2 separate regions of the Homo sapiens genome follow, and region 1 is linked to region 2. A link is a loop called in an ENCODE intact Hi-C map of the cell type or tissue named here. Cell type or tissue: CD4-positive, alpha-beta T cell. All regions are shown on one strand. Each heading gives the region's core, and the rest is flanking DNA. Links, peaks and the distances in the headings are about the cores only. Region 1 has its middle 100 kb from the start of LINC00548. Region 2 overlaps LINC00598 (long intergenic non-protein coding RNA 598).

What was found. Peaks named below come from ENCODE experiments on the same cell type or tissue, not always from the same donor. Only the 100,000 strongest peaks of a DNase experiment are listed, where the experiment ranks them.
Region 1: a loop joins it to region 2, with 2.3 times the contacts of the local background. A loop is called at or near these places in 4 of 110 quality-filtered maps.

Annotation. Positions count from the first base shown.
Region 1 is chr13:40,323,554-40,326,473 of GRCh38, reverse strand. No RefSeq gene overlaps it. Among named protein-coding and RNA genes, the nearest start is that of LINC00548, 100 kb to the right of the region's middle. In CD4-positive, alpha-beta T cell, for the core only: no CTCF peak of the experiment used is centred there; no DNase peak of the experiment used is centred there.
Region 2 is chr13:40,372,442-40,375,361 of GRCh38, reverse strand. All of the region lies in intron 6 of LINC00598 (long intergenic non-protein coding RNA 598), which reads left to right. Among named protein-coding and RNA genes, the nearest start is that of LINC00598, 110 kb to the left of the region's middle. In CD4-positive, alpha-beta T cell, for the core only: no CTCF peak of the experiment used is centred there; a DNase peak (open chromatin) is centred at 1,581.

The DNA.
Region 1 (2,920 bases), core at 278-2,777, 49 kb after region 2:
GAAAGAAAATTTCTCTTCCCCAAAACTTACAACTTTTCAGTGAGCAGTAGTGTTTAGTAATTAATTATCACTGGTTGTTACAAGTCATGCCAGTTTTCTGAAACATCCTGGGAAATGTCTATGGGTGATAGTAATGCTATTTCCTGTTCCTCTTGTTACTTGCATCCTCACAGATTTGGACTTCTGGGAGCTGAAATATTTTGTTTTTACATTTATCTGTTCCCAGCAATATTATAATGTTCTCAGTTTAAGGGCTTACATATTAGGGCTTCCTCTGGATGTTAAAACATCTGTTTCTAACTCTCAAGAGAAAGGAAAAACACCCAACTTTTAATTATAAATACAACAAAATAAAATGTATGTGGACCAGACCACCTTCTGGAATTCTCCTGATAAACAGGTAGATTAAAGGGATGTGAAAGAGATTTGGAGTATAAGCAAGGAAAATTATCCCCTGAGGTCTTAATTTATTCTACTTTGGAGGATGTACTCAATTTTCTTTCAGTTCAGCAAAATTAGTTGAGAATCTATTCCTTTTTGGATATCGTTTCGCAAACAGCATGGAGGAAGTAGTCTTTTCTGTTACAAATGTATGAGCTTGTATGGATAAGTAGATAAGTGGCTCCACCTCTGATTTACACAGTTTACTGCCTTCAGAGAGTTTTCAGGATGTGACATAGGAAGGAAGAACCCAGGAGGGGACTGGTGGGTTTCCTGAGTTGAGAAGACAGACTGCTGAAATGTTTCCAGGCAGACCATGGCAGCTAGAGTTCAGAGGGCAGAGCACAAGAGACGAGATTGCTGCATAGAAAGAGAACTCCAGAGATCTGCAGAGGGTCCTGCTTGAGGATTCAGGTGAGTGTGGACAAGTTATATGCATATGAGGAAGTGCACCTGAAGTTAGGGAAAGAACCATGGAAGAGGATTAGAGAAAACAATGCCCAGTGTTCACATAGGGCCAGGAGTAATGACTGTTTACACCAGCCAGACTAGAAGAAAATCCATGACACATGGGGCATTAGATAGAGTACTGAGACAAATAATCAGTTGCAGATTGAGCATTGCTTGGGTCCTGTCTAACAAATCTTACAAGCAAGACCTCAAAAGATAAATCTTCCAAGTACTGTAACTGTATATCAGAATAACATATAAGAATATTTATAGAAATACAAAAATACCCAGCAACATTATAAAATTCACAATGTCAGGTATCCAATAAAAATTACCAAGCATGAAAAGAAGCTGTAAAATACAAAATGAGAATTAAAAACACACTTATTTTTGTTAAGATTAAGTGTGAAATTGACACACATAATCCAGAACTGATATAGATGCTAAAATTAGCAGACAAGAACATTAAAACTGTTATTATAATTTTATTCAATACATTGAAAACGGTAATTAGAGACACGAAAGATATAAAATCCCTAAATCAAAATTCTAGAGATGCAAGCTACAATATCTGAGATGACAAGTACAGCAGATAGAATTTATGGTAGATTACACATTACAAAAGTAAATATGAGAAACTTGGAGGCATAGATATAGAAACTATCCAAAATGAAACACAGAGAGAAAATAGACTGAAAAAAAGAGCCCTAGTGTACTGTAGAACAATGGCTAAAAGTTTTCTAAATTTGATGAAAACTATAAACTCACAGATCCAAAGTTCAATGAACCCAAAGAACAAGACACGCAATAAAAACTACAAGTTAGACTATAGTTGCTCAAAATTAATTAGAAAGAACACATCTTAACAGCAGCCAGAGAAAAAAGACACATCACATACACAAGGACAAAGATAAGGATGGCAGAAGGTATCTTCTTGGAAATTATTCAGATAAGAAGATAGTGGAGCAATATCTTTAAAGTACTAAAAGGAAGAAACAAACCTGTCCACCTAGAATTCTATACTCCAGAAAAATCTCTTTAAAAAATCAAGGCAAAGAAAAGACCTTTTCATACATACAAGAGTTGAAACAACTAATTGCCCGCATATCCACATTACAAAAAATTTTAAAAGAAGATTTTCAAGCAGAGGAAAATAATATCAAATGGAAGCCTGGTTCTACACAGAGGAATAAAGAGCACCAGAAATTTACAAGGGCAAAGATATAAGATTTTTCTTCTTATTGTTGTTGAAATCTGTTCAAAAGATAATTCGCATCTTAAACAAAAATAACAATGTATTGTGGATTTTATTACATGCATAAAATTAAAATGTATGACAGCAAATTAGAACATAAGTGAAAGAAAGAAAATAATAAAGATCAGAATGAAAATCAGTGAAGTAGAAAACAAAAAAGTGACAGCAAAAAGCAATGAAACCAAAAGTTGGTTTTTTGAGATAATCAATAAATTGATAAACCTATAAACAGACTGGTCTTGAAAAAAAGAAAGAAGACACTTATTACCAATATCAAGAATGAGAAAGATGACATCACTGGAGATATTAACAGAATAACAAGGAAATATATAAACAACTTTATGCCAATAAATTTGACAACTTAATTGAAATGAGAAAACTCCTTGAAAGGCAGAAATTACCAGGCTGGGCATGGTGGCTCACGCCTGTAATCCCAGCACTTTGGGAAGCCGAGGTGGGTAGATCACCTCAGGTCAGGAGTTGAAGACTAGCCTGGCCAATGTGGTGAAACCCCGTCTCTACTAAAAATACAAAAATTAGCCAGGTGTGGTGGTGGGCACCTGTAATCCCAGCTACTTGGGAGGCTGAGGCAGGAGAATCACTTGAACCCGGGAGGTGAAGGTTGTAGTGAGCTGAGATCATGCCATTGCACTCCAACCTGGGTAACAGGAGCAAAACTCTGTCTCAAAAAAAAAAAAAAAAAAAAAAAAAAAAAAAAAAAAAAAAAAAAAAGGGCAGAAATTACCAAAGCTCACTCCAGAAGAAATAGATAAC
Region 2 (2,920 bases), core at 109-2,608:
AAGCAGACCATTTTTTTTTCCATTTAAAAAAAGCTTGGATACTCCTTCTCTGGAGAACTCAGTATCTGCTCTTTTTCAGGATAGGCAGGTTTTGCACCCCCTGAAGAGCCTCCCTTCCACATCACCACACCAAGGTCCAGCCCCCAACACCTCCTAGGTCAGACTAGATGACTTAGTTAGCTCTGATCCCAGCAAGCAAGAATCTTCTGCTGAAATAAGGAAGAAGAGGGGAAATCGGGCTGGTAGAATTCTCATTGATAGGCAGTGGGAGGGAGGGGCAAAGGCTGTGTCAACCCCACATTAATATTTGCCCTGTTACAGTAGTAATAATAGTTGCTAATATTTATTACGCATTTATGTTCCAAACACTATGCTAAGCCTTTTTTTTTTTTTTTTTTTGAGATAGAGTCTCACTGTGTTGCCCAGGCTGGAGTGCAATGGCACGATCTTGGCTCACTGCAACCTCCGCCTCCCGGGTTCAAGTGATTCTACTGCCTCAGCCTTCCGAGCAGCTGGGATTACAAGCGTGCGCCACCATGCCTGGCTAATTTGTGTATTTTTAGTAGAGACGGGGTTTCACCATGTTGGCCAGGCTGGTCTCAAACTCCTGACCTCAGCTGATCCACCCGCCTTGGCCTCCCAAAGTGCTGGGATTACAGGTGTGAGCCACCGCGCCTGGCCGCTAAGCCTTTTATGTACGTTTAAGTCATTTATTCCTTATTGAAACCCTGTGAGATAATGAAACTCCCCTTTTAGAGACGAGGAAATTGAAGCATAAAGACATTGAGAAATTTGCCCAAGGATATAAGCTAAGAAGTGATAGAACTGAGGTTCAGATCCGGTTCCGAATCCGTGGCCTCAGTCTGTCACCCCTGTGCTGACCTGTGCTGATGCAGTTGGCTCAGAGCTCACAAACCTCCAGTGGCTTCCCAGAGCCCCTGGGACACATTGCTAGCCCCTGAGCATGCCTGGGAGCCCTCCAGGCTGGTCCCTGCATATTTCACAGGCTTGGTCCCTCTCACTTGGTCCATCAACTCCATGGCCATTCACTTCTCTCAACATCCCCAAGTTGCCTTGCTCTGTTTCCCTTTGGGGTCCAGATCTGCATGAGGACACCTGTCTGTCCAGCCTGTCAGTGTCCCTGGTTAAGGGACCCTGATCTTTCAGACCACGGCTTTCTTCGCCTCCTCTGGGCTCTCCCGTGGACACCTGTGCTCTCATGCTCCTTGTTGACTGTCCAGTGTTTCTCCAGCTGCATGTGTGCCCAGGGCATAGCACAGGCCTAAGACAGAGGGTGTGCTCAATTAACATTTGTGTAGTGAATGGATGACTGCTGTTTGGTGTTCAGTTTGTGTTAAATGGATTATTTTGTTACTTTATTTGATGACATTTCCTGGCTCATAGTTCCAGGCCACATCTGTGGTGTGCACTGTCTTCCTTCTGGCTTGGTGATGTGGTTTGGCTGTGTCCCCACCCAAATCTCATCTTGAATTGTAGTTCCCATAATCCCCACGTGTCGTGGGAGGGACGCGGTGGGAGGTAATTTAATCATGGGGGCGGTTACCCTCATGCTGCTCTTGTGATAGTGAGTGAGTTCTCATGAGATCTGATGGTTTTATAAGGGGCTTTCCCCCTTTTGCTCGGCACTTTGTTGTTGCCATGTGAAAAAGGACATATCTGCAAGTTTCCTGAGGCCTCCCCAGCCATGCTGAACTGTGAGTCAATTAACCTCTTTCCTTTATAAATTACCCAGTCTCGGTATGTCTTTATTAGCAGCATGAGACCAGACAAATACACCTGGTACTTGACCTTTTCATATTTGCCAAATGTGATTTTCTCCTTTATCACCTCCAAGCAGACCTGTTTTTTTTCCATTAACCAAAGTCTTGGATATCCCTTGTCTGGAGGAACTTGGTATCTTCTTTTTAATTTTTTTTTCCAGGATAAACAGGTTTCATACACCCTGAGATAACTTATCAAGAAGCCTTCCTTCCACACCCATTGACCCAGGCAGGGTCCAGCACCCCCAATGTCTGGATGAGTCCCCAGCCCAGAGAATGTTTTATTGGAGTTAGCATATCATAGATTTGTCACATAATGTTCTCTGCACTCCAGGCATCCATGACAAAACATGGATATCAGTCTCATCCAAAGAATAAAAAAATTATTTTACAACTTACAGCCAAAAACAAAAAAAGGAAAGAAAAGAAAAACCAAATAACCAACCAAAAAATGGCAAGCATTGGCGGCTTCAGCTGAGGGTTGGCCTTTCCTTCCAACTTGAAGAGAAGCAGGCAGTCATACAGCTTCCCATAGAACCTTGGAATTTTCACATTTGCTGCTTCAGAGGTGCTGGCTGCATCCCCTGTGTCTCCCCCGGGCCAGGAGAGCTTCCCTGCACTTGGTATAGAGAAGGTTTGAGTGGGGATGGGAGGGGGAGAGTGGGCAGGGTCTGGAAAGCTGCTCCTTTAGGTCACTTTCACCCATACTGCTATACACTTAGGTGTAATTCAGACCTGGGCATCATCTGATTTATACCAAGTACAAATTGACAGGGGGGCATGCACAGTCATGGCTGAATTGTAAGCCTGAGAGTGGAGATGCTATTGGGGCCCAGCAATGTGCCCAGTTGACATATTAGGCTCCAAGTCAATAATCCCTCACATATGCTCAGAATCTCTACAAGGATGAACTAACAATGATTGTTCTCCAGGCACTGTTCTAGAGGCCTTATATTAGTGCTTCTGAAACTACATCAGAATCACTGGGGGGATTGTTGGGCTCCATCCTCGTAGTTTTGGATTCAACAGGTCTGGGGTGGGACCTGAGAATTTGCATTTCCAGCACATTCCCAGGTAGGCTGAAGCTGCTGGTCCAGGGATACATGTGAAGAACCATTGCCTTACATGTGCTTTTTAAT